2 separate regions of the Homo sapiens genome follow, and region 1 is linked to region 2. Evidence: chromatin loops called from intact Hi-C (ENCODE). Cell type or tissue: PC-3. All regions are shown on one strand. Each heading gives the region's core, and the rest is flanking DNA. Links, peaks and the distances in the headings are about the cores only.

Region 1 (4,402 bases), core at 168-4,167, 120 kb after region 2:
GCTGCAGCAAGTTATCCAGACGATCTAGCTAAGATAATAGATGAGTGGCTACACTAAACAACAAATTTTCAGCATAGATAAAACAGCCTTCTATTGAAAGAAGACACTGTCTAGGACTTTCATAGGTAGAGAGGAGAAATCAATACCTAGTTTCAAAGTGTCAAAGGACTAGCTGGCTCTCTTGTTAAGGGCTAATGCAGCTGATGACTTTTTTTTTTTTTTTTTTGAGATGGAGTCTCACTCATTTGCCCAGGCTGGAGTGCAGTGGCATGATCTTGGCTCACTGCAACCTCTGCCTCCTAGGTTCAAGTGATTCTCCTCCCTCAGCCTCCTGAGTAGCTGGGATTATAGGTGCCTGCCACCACACCCAACTAATTTTTGTATTTTTAGTAGAGATGGGGTTTTGCCATATTGGCCAGGCTGGTCTTGAACTCCTGACCTCAGGTGATCCACCTGCTTAAGTTGAAGCCAATATTCACTTATTATTCTGAAAATCTTAGTGCCTTTAAGAATTATCCCAAATCTATTCTGCTTGTGCTGTATAGATGAAACAAAAGGCCTACATGACAGCACCTCTGTTTACAGCATGGTTTACTGAATCTTTAAAGCCCACTGTTGAGACCTACTCAGAAAAAAAAATCACTTTCAAAATGTTATTGCTCATTGACCAATGCTGCTGATCACCCAAGAGCTCCGATGGACATGTACAGAGATTAATGTTGTTTTCACGCCTGCTAACACAAACTCCATTCTGCAGTTCATGGATCAAGGAGTAATTTTGGCTCTCAAGTCTTATTATTTAGGAAATATATTTTGTGACCAGGCACAGTAGCTCATGCCTGTAATCCCAGCACTTTGGGATGTTGATATGAGCAGATTGTTTGAGCTCAGGAGTTCAAGACCAGCCTGGGCAACGTGGTGAAACCCTGTCTCTACTAAAAATACAAAAACTAGCTTGGTGTGGTTGCATGCACCTGTAGTCCCAGCTATTCGGAGGCTGAGGTCGGAGGATCGCCTGAACCCCAGAGGTCGAGGCTGCAGTGAGCAATGACAGTGCCACTGCATTCCAGCCTAAGTGAGGGGAGTTAGACCCTGTCTCAAAAAAAAAAAAAAAAAAAAAAAAAAAAAAAAAGAAATACATTTTGTAAGGCTATAGCTACCATAGATAGCGATTCCTCTGATGGATATGGGCAAAGTAAATCGAAAGCCTTCTGGAAAGAATTCACCATTCTAGATGCCATTAAGAACATGTATGATTCATGCGAGAAGATTAAAATATCAGCCTTAACAGGAATTTGGAAGAAGTTGATTCCAGCTTTCACAGATGACTTCAGTGGAGGAAGTAACTGAAGGTGTGGTAGAAATAGCAAGAGAACTATAATTAGAAGTGGAATCTGAAGATGGAACTGAATTGCTGCAGTCTCATGATAAAACTTGAATGGATGATGAATTGCTTCCTATAGATGAGCAAAGACAGTGTTTCTTGAGATGGAATCTACTCCTGGTGAAGGTGCTGTTAACATTGTTGAAATGACAACAGAGGAGCTAAAATATTACCTACACTTAGTTGATAAAATAATAGCAGGATTTGAGAGGATTGACTCCAATTTTGAAAGAAGTTATACTGTGAGTAAAATGGTGTCAAACAGCATCACATGTTTCAGGGAAATCTTTCATGAAAGGAAGAGTTCATTGATGCAGCAAACTTCTTTGTCATCTTCTTTTCAAAAATTGTGACAGCTGCTGGGCACGGTGGCTCACGCCTGTAATCCCAGCACTTTGGGAGGTCGAGGCGGGCAGATCACGAGGTCAGGAGTTCAAGACCAGCCTGGCCAATATGGTGAAACCCCGTCTCTAGTAAAAATACAAAAACTAGTCGGGTGTGGTGGCACGCGCCTGTAGTCCCAGATACTCGGGAGGCTGAGGCAGAAGAATCGCTTGAACCTGGGAGGCAGAGGTTGCAGTGAGCAGAGATCACGCCACTGCACTCGAGACTAGGCAACACAGTGGGACTCTGTCTCAAAAAAAAAAAATATGACAGCAACCCCAACCTTCAGCAACCACCACCCTGATCAGTCTTCAGCCACCGACATGGAGGCAAGACCCTCCACCAGCAAAAAGAGTATGACTTGCTGAAGGTTGAGATGATTGTTAGCATTTTTTTGCAATCAAGTATTTTTTAGTTAAGGTATATACATTTTTTAGACATTGTGCTATTGCATACTTAATAGATTACAGTATAGCACAAAAATAACTTTTATATGCAATGGGAAACCAAAAAAGGTGTGTGACTCATTTTATTGTAATATTTGCTTTATTACAGTGGTCTGGAACCAAATTTGTACTATTTCCAAGGTGTGCTTGTACTGAAATATATATGGGTGAAGTGATGATGTTTAGAATTTGCTTTACAAAATTCCAGCAGGCCGGGCACCGTGGCTCATGCCTGTTATACCACCACTTTGGGAGGCTGAGGAGGGTGGATTACTTGAGGTCAGGAGTTTGAGACCAGCCTGACCAACACAGTGAAACCCTGTCTCTGCTAAAAGTACAAAAATTAGCCAGACGTGGTGGCAGGCACCTGTAATCCCAGCTGATTGAGAGGCTGAGGCAGGAGAATCACTTAAACCCAGGAAGCAGAGGTTGCAGTGAGCCGAGATTGCGCCACTGCACTTCAGCCTGGGCAACAGAGCAAGACTCCGTCTCAAAAAAATAAATAAATAAAAATTCCAGCAAAAACAAAGAAATAAAGAAATGCTGATAGGGTAATTGATTAAATAAAATTGGTAAAATGTTGGGACTTTTTGAAGGTGGACTATTGTTACCCGGAGGTTCATTATACTGTTTTCCCCCCATTTTTGTATGTGTTTTAAATTTTCTATTAAAAAAAGTAGGAGGGAAAAGTTGGAGGAGAAGAGGGTGCCGGCAATGCTAGAGTCACTCAGTATTTCCCTTTGAAAAGAACAGTTTCACAAAAAGTAACTCAAAATGGATCGTAGACCTAAATGTAAAATGGAAAACTATAAAACTCACATAAGATAACAGAGGAAAAAATCTAAGTGATCTTGGGTTTAGTGGTGATAAGTTTTTAGACACAACATCAGATCATGATCCATGAAAAAAAATTGATAGTTGGACTTCATTACAATTTAAAACTGCTGTCCAGGCATAGTGGCTCATGCGGCTGAAGCGGGAGGATTATTTTAGCTCAGGAGTTTGAGACCAGCCTGGGCAACATGGTGAAATGCCATCTCAAAAAAAAAAAAAAAAAAAAAAAAAGGATGCTCAACATCATATGTCATTAGGGAATTTTAAATTAAAATAACAATGAGATGTGACTACATAACTCTTAGAATGGCTAAACAAAAACACTATGCGACCAGATGCTGGAGAGCATGCAGAGCAACAGGAACTCTCATTCATTGTTGGTCAGAATGCAAAATGTTACAACCCCTTTGGAAGACAGTTTGGCAGTTTCCTACAAAGCTAATCTTACCATACTACCCAGCAATTGTGCTCCTTGGTTGCCTAAATGAGTTGAAAACTTATGTCCACACAAAAACCTACACATGAATGTGTATAGCTGCTTTAGTTATAATTGCCAACACTTGGAAACACCAAGATGTCCTTCAATAGGTGAACTGATAAACTGTGGCACATTCATACAAAGGAATATTATTCATTCCATTTTTTCCAATTCAGTAATAAAAAGAAACACCCTATCAAGCCATGAAAAGACACAAAATAAGCTTAAATGCATATTGCTAAATGAAAGAAGCCAATCTGAATAGGCTGCATCCTGTATAACTCCAACTATGTGACATTCTGGAAAAGACAAAACTATGGAGACAGTAAAAAGATTAGTGATTGCCAGGGCTTTGGGGGAGGGAAGAAAGATGAATAGGTACAGCATAGGGGACTCTTTAAGCAGTCTAGGAACCCCCTGGATTTTCCATTCAATTTTTCTATAAATCTAAAACTTCTCTAAAAAATAAAGTATATTAATTTAAAAAGAAAAAAAAGCTGCTGGTAATGCCTGTCTGCATGAAGAAAGGGGCCAGGGACAGATTTGCCTCCTTTCAAAGCTGTACATTACGTGTATGGCTATTAAATGGGAATACATTAAAGGGTTTACAGCACAATGAAGTTTCTCAAAATTAGGTCCTAGAACTACGTCTATCAGAAGCAACTGAGTTGCTTGTTAAATGCAGATTCCCAGGCCCTGGGCCAGAGCTACCAAATCAAAGTCTCTAAGAACAAGGCCTGGAAATCTGCCTTTAGAATACCCCAGTGATTCCTATGCACCCATTAGTATACACTCTACCAATCTGCTCAACTGTTAGTCTTTTATTTTTGCACATATGGAGGAATAAAGAGAAAATGTCCATTAAATTCTTCTCAA
Region 2 (4,402 bases), core at 310-4,309:
CAGCTTAGCTAGCTCAATATCTAGCTATTGCCATCCTTGTTTCTTCACTTCCATGTTTTTCTACCTCTATAGTTTCTTCTGTCTGTAACAGCCAAAACCTCACCTATGCATTAACTCTAATCTTTCTGTAAAAGTATCTGCCTTTATTTAACTTTCTGCTCATGACATGATTTATGTATATAAGAATCTTCATTTACAGATTGTTTCTTTTACTATACTTAGGTGTAGCTATTGTTCTCTTAGCCTAGTCTTGGAAAGGGTGTTCACAAGTAAGCATTGTTTAAGTCTCATATACTTTCCTCTAACAGCATACAAACATTTATGCCTGTAAAGATTTTTCTGGCCTGTTGACAAGGCTGATTTAGTAGATAATGTATTCTCCTACCAGAGCTTAAAGTTGAAATAACATATAATTGAAGCTGACCATTAATACTGATTTGGGAGTGGCAATATTTAGTTTGTTAAGTACTCAGGAAAGACATGAGCAATAGGAATTTGGACTAGTAATATCTTTTTAGACACATATTTCTCACAACTCAGTTTGGCTCCCTGGAAGGCATTTCTTTTGAATCAACTGCAATTCGTATCTAACAATTTCATAGCTTACAAGTAAGACTGCTATTAAAATGTTAACTAATTCTGGGGCAAAAGGGACTTCCAGGAAGGTTCAGTAATCATTGAACAGGGTGGTTAAAGGGCTATAAGATTAACCGAAAACATAGCACTTCTCATATACCCTTTAAGCAGAATTGATAAGGTATTTCCTAGAGATTAATGACATTCTGAGTTAATAGGCTGAGGGAAGGTCATTAATTCTTACACAAAGGTGGTCTGGAAAGTAGAAATGAAAAACAACTGCTAGGTCAAGCTGATGCAATCCCAGGAGACATTTCAGAAGATCAGTTTCCTTTTTAGAAGCCCATGCTTCTTACTGTTGTCACTCTTCCTTCTCCAAATAGCATACCTCATACTCAGGCTTTTAACCTCCTGGGATGCAAGTAGTTTTTTGAAAGGAGTTGTAAGTTCTCTGTTTATCAAACAAAAACTTTTTTTTAATCAATGAGCTTTCTTTTCTCACTTCAAACTTAGAAACATCATCTTGGAAGTCATTCAATTCACATAGCTTCTCACCATCAGATGGTGTGGACAGAAAGTTGTGCCTGGGAGTCTAGAAGTCAAGACAGACAGATTATACCTCCTAGGGGTTTCAATTAAATAAAATATCCATATGTGCTGTGTATAGCATATGGAGAAAATATGATATTACTGTCAATGGTAGACTAGGATTGATGGAACAATCAGATACAGATACCACATAGTAAATCAGAAGAGGTTGACTTATCAAAAGGATGCAGCAACAAGTCAGTACAGCCAGGATACCATTATGAGCAGAGGTGCAAGCTTCCAGCTGTGGAATACTCTCCAGGGATTTACACTTGCAGATGATAATGTCAGACTGAAAGCTCAGTCCTCTTCCAGGCCAGCCTAGGCATGACTGATTCTACATGTAACCTAATCTGGATCTGTTCCAAGGACCCTCCCATCTAGCCAGATTTATTAATCTCAGGATTATGCAAGATATGGCCCCAGGGACAAGAAGGACTCCAGCAGAAATGAGGGTAATGGTGGCAGATGATCTGGAGCCACCCATCTGAAAACTGCACCCAGAAACCCCACTTTGACTCTTTACCCAAAGAAAGGTTGAGAGCTGGAGAATGATTTCTTAGTTGAAAAAGATCTGCCTTCATGTGTGGGTATCATTTTCTCTAACTGTGTTTCCCTGGTAAGGGCTGTAGGATCCAGAAGCATATGCATGCTCACCTGGCCTAAAGCATGTTGCTCACCTTCCTGCTGTAAATGTAAGCTTCCTTTTGAATGCTTTAGATGAGTTATACCCCATCTGATTCACTCAAATTGTGTCTAACTGGTGGTTGTACTACTCCTAACCTAATGCCCTGATCCCTGTAGTATGTTTTCATATGTCTGGAAAATTTAAGATGCCAGAGGTTATATTGTTGCTTTTTAAAAATATGCAGAAAGTTAATAAGATAACAGAAGTATGCTAAGGGAAACTCTGAGAAAAATATTTTCTGGTCAGTAGATGAAGGGAGCCCCATTACAGTGGTGACTGGCATTTTGCCACCAATGTGTGTCTGACCTAACTCTCAAAGAATAAATACTTATGGATTTTGTTACACAGCCAAGAGATATAAATTTGTAGCTACCAGTTCAAAATGCTTAGTGCTGCAGGTACAGGTGAAAATCTTTATATTCTTCCATACAGTTAAAAAAAAATCCTTGTTTTATATACAGATTAATTCCACTAGACCTAGCTGGACCTTTTGAGTTCTCTTTTCAACTGAAATTGCCTTTTAAAGATGAACTGTCCAGATGTAGATGGGAATATAATAATAGAATTCTATGCTGAAAAAACTAGGTTATTTAGGTCATGATTGCAGTTTTATGATGCCATCTGGGAAAATGACAAAGTGCATGTGGGTTTTAAGTAAACTAAAGTTTTTCTCCCTTCAGTAAGCATTATAGCCTCTTCTGACACTTTGTTGGTAGAATTTCTGAACACTTTGTTTACTTTGAGAGTGATGAATCCACGGGTGTGTCATGATTTGAATTGGAGCTTTCCTTCCGCACATTTGGCAGGTATTTAATGCTTCAGTACAGTCTTTCTGAAACTAACCTAACCACTAAACGATAGGCTAGTAAAACTTGCAGTCTTGTGAGTATAAATGCTGTCTTTTTAAATTAGGAAAGAACAAATAAAACCCTGTTGGAAATTCCTTGTTTTAAAAGGAGTAATTTAACGCTCTACTGTTAACATTCTCCCAAGGTAGTATTACATAAATAATTACTGCTAGACAGGAAGAGTCATTTCCCATTATGGAATAATTTTGCACTTTTAGAAATTTCATTGTCTCCTCAGAATCCTCTGGACTGTGAGGCCATAAACTAACACTTTTTTGATTATGGAATCTTCATTACATGATTTATATTTTATGGTAGAAGAGAGCAAGAGAATTAAAAAAAAAAAAAAAAAAGTTACTTGCTTAGGGCCAGAGAATCTCAGGGAAGGGAAAAGGATGTTTCTACCTTTCTAACATCGGTCAAGAAAATTTCTGGTTTACATTTAATAATCAATTTTCTGGGATTTTTCTTAATGCCAAAACCATGAAATGAGGCATTTTAAATTCATACCTGTCCGTGGATGTGTACTCTAGAGCACTGGTTCTTAACTTAGGGTCCCAAAGAAAATACATGATTCAAATGCTAGTTCCTTTTATTTATAGATGACATTTCTAGCCCATGGCTTCTTAATTCGGTCCAGGGAATCCAAAGTTTTGTGTCTGTGTGCAATCTAACTAGGTCTTGTAGCATTTTTCAGCCTTTCAGAAGGAACTGACCACGTTGTCAAGACTGATTATTTTTTATAGATCCAAGGTATAGCACCATAGTGGGAGTTTTCTATATTAATGATAATGATAATAACAGCCTCTCATTATTGAGCACTTATGTGTCACTAACTGTGCTTATTACTTACCAAGGCAGGTACAATTCTTATCTGCATTTTATGGCTGAGGAAACATGAGGCTTTAGAGGGTAACTTGTTGAGGAACACACTGAAATGGAATTAGAAGCCAGTGATGCCATCTGGGAAAATCTATGCCCTTAGACATTAAATGCATTGTGGTACATTCTGGTTTTGACTCTGATTTTGTTTGATATTCATGTATTCAATTCAAACAGTCCTCACTGTATTCTAGTGGTTGGGCATTGCCCTGTATCTAGATGCTACTGTGTTACAATTCCGAGATCAACATTGGATTACAGGACCCAAGACAGTGTCTGGCACTCGTTTGTTTGTTAGATAACTAAGTAAGCAAATGAACAAATGTATGCCCCTTCCAAACATGGCTTGGGTCTTCTTTTGTGGTACACCTCATGCTCAGCACAGCGTGTGGTTGTGGTGGCTGTTGTTTTTGACAAACAGTAGGCTTGCTATGTCTATCTGAATACTAAAATCAGATCATATTCCCTTGTAACTGTGTATCTGTCAGAAGCCAGCAGCTTCTGGCCAGTTTCGCAACATGGCATTTGGAAGGCAGGTACTTAGAGTTTATTGCGTAGTTTTTGGTCCCATGGCTTTTTCAATGCAGTTTGACAGTCGGTATTATACAAGAACAGAGTTGAGTTTTCTGGGTTCTACAGGATGATCGTTTTTAACTGTCTCTTAAAAAAAAAAAAAAGCATATTTCTCTGCCACTAACTTTCTCAGGCCTCAATTCTTCCGCTGTAAATCAAGGTGGTTGGACTCTATTAATCATTTTTTAAGGGTTCTTTTTCTTTTGTGTGTTTTAATATCCTAAAAAAAAATTTTTCAATGAAAATC

The links. Peaks named below come from ENCODE experiments on the same cell type or tissue, not always from the same donor. Only the 100,000 strongest peaks of a DNase experiment are listed, where the experiment ranks them.
Region 1: it touches region 2 in a loop (6-fold over the local background); 1 of 110 quality-filtered maps calls a loop at or near these places.

Annotation. Positions count from the first base shown.
Region 1 is chr3:100,229,543-100,233,944 of GRCh38, forward strand. No RefSeq gene overlaps it. Among named protein-coding and RNA genes, the nearest start is that of TBC1D23, 29 kb to the right of the region's middle. In PC-3, for the core only: no CTCF peak of the experiment used is centred there; a DNase peak (open chromatin) is centred at 2,339; H3K27ac peaks cover 1,482 bases.
Region 2 is chr3:100,104,843-100,109,244 of GRCh38, forward strand. The region is part of intron 1 of CMSS1 (cms1 ribosomal small subunit homolog); the gene reads left to right. All of the region lies in intron 1 of FILIP1L (filamin A interacting protein 1 like), which reads right to left. Among named protein-coding and RNA genes, the nearest start is that of FILIP1L, 7.5 kb to the right of the region's middle. In PC-3, for the core only: no CTCF peak of the experiment used is centred there; DNase peaks (open chromatin) are centred at 1,859 and 2,589; H3K4me3 peaks cover 325 bases; H3K27ac peaks cover 3,235 bases.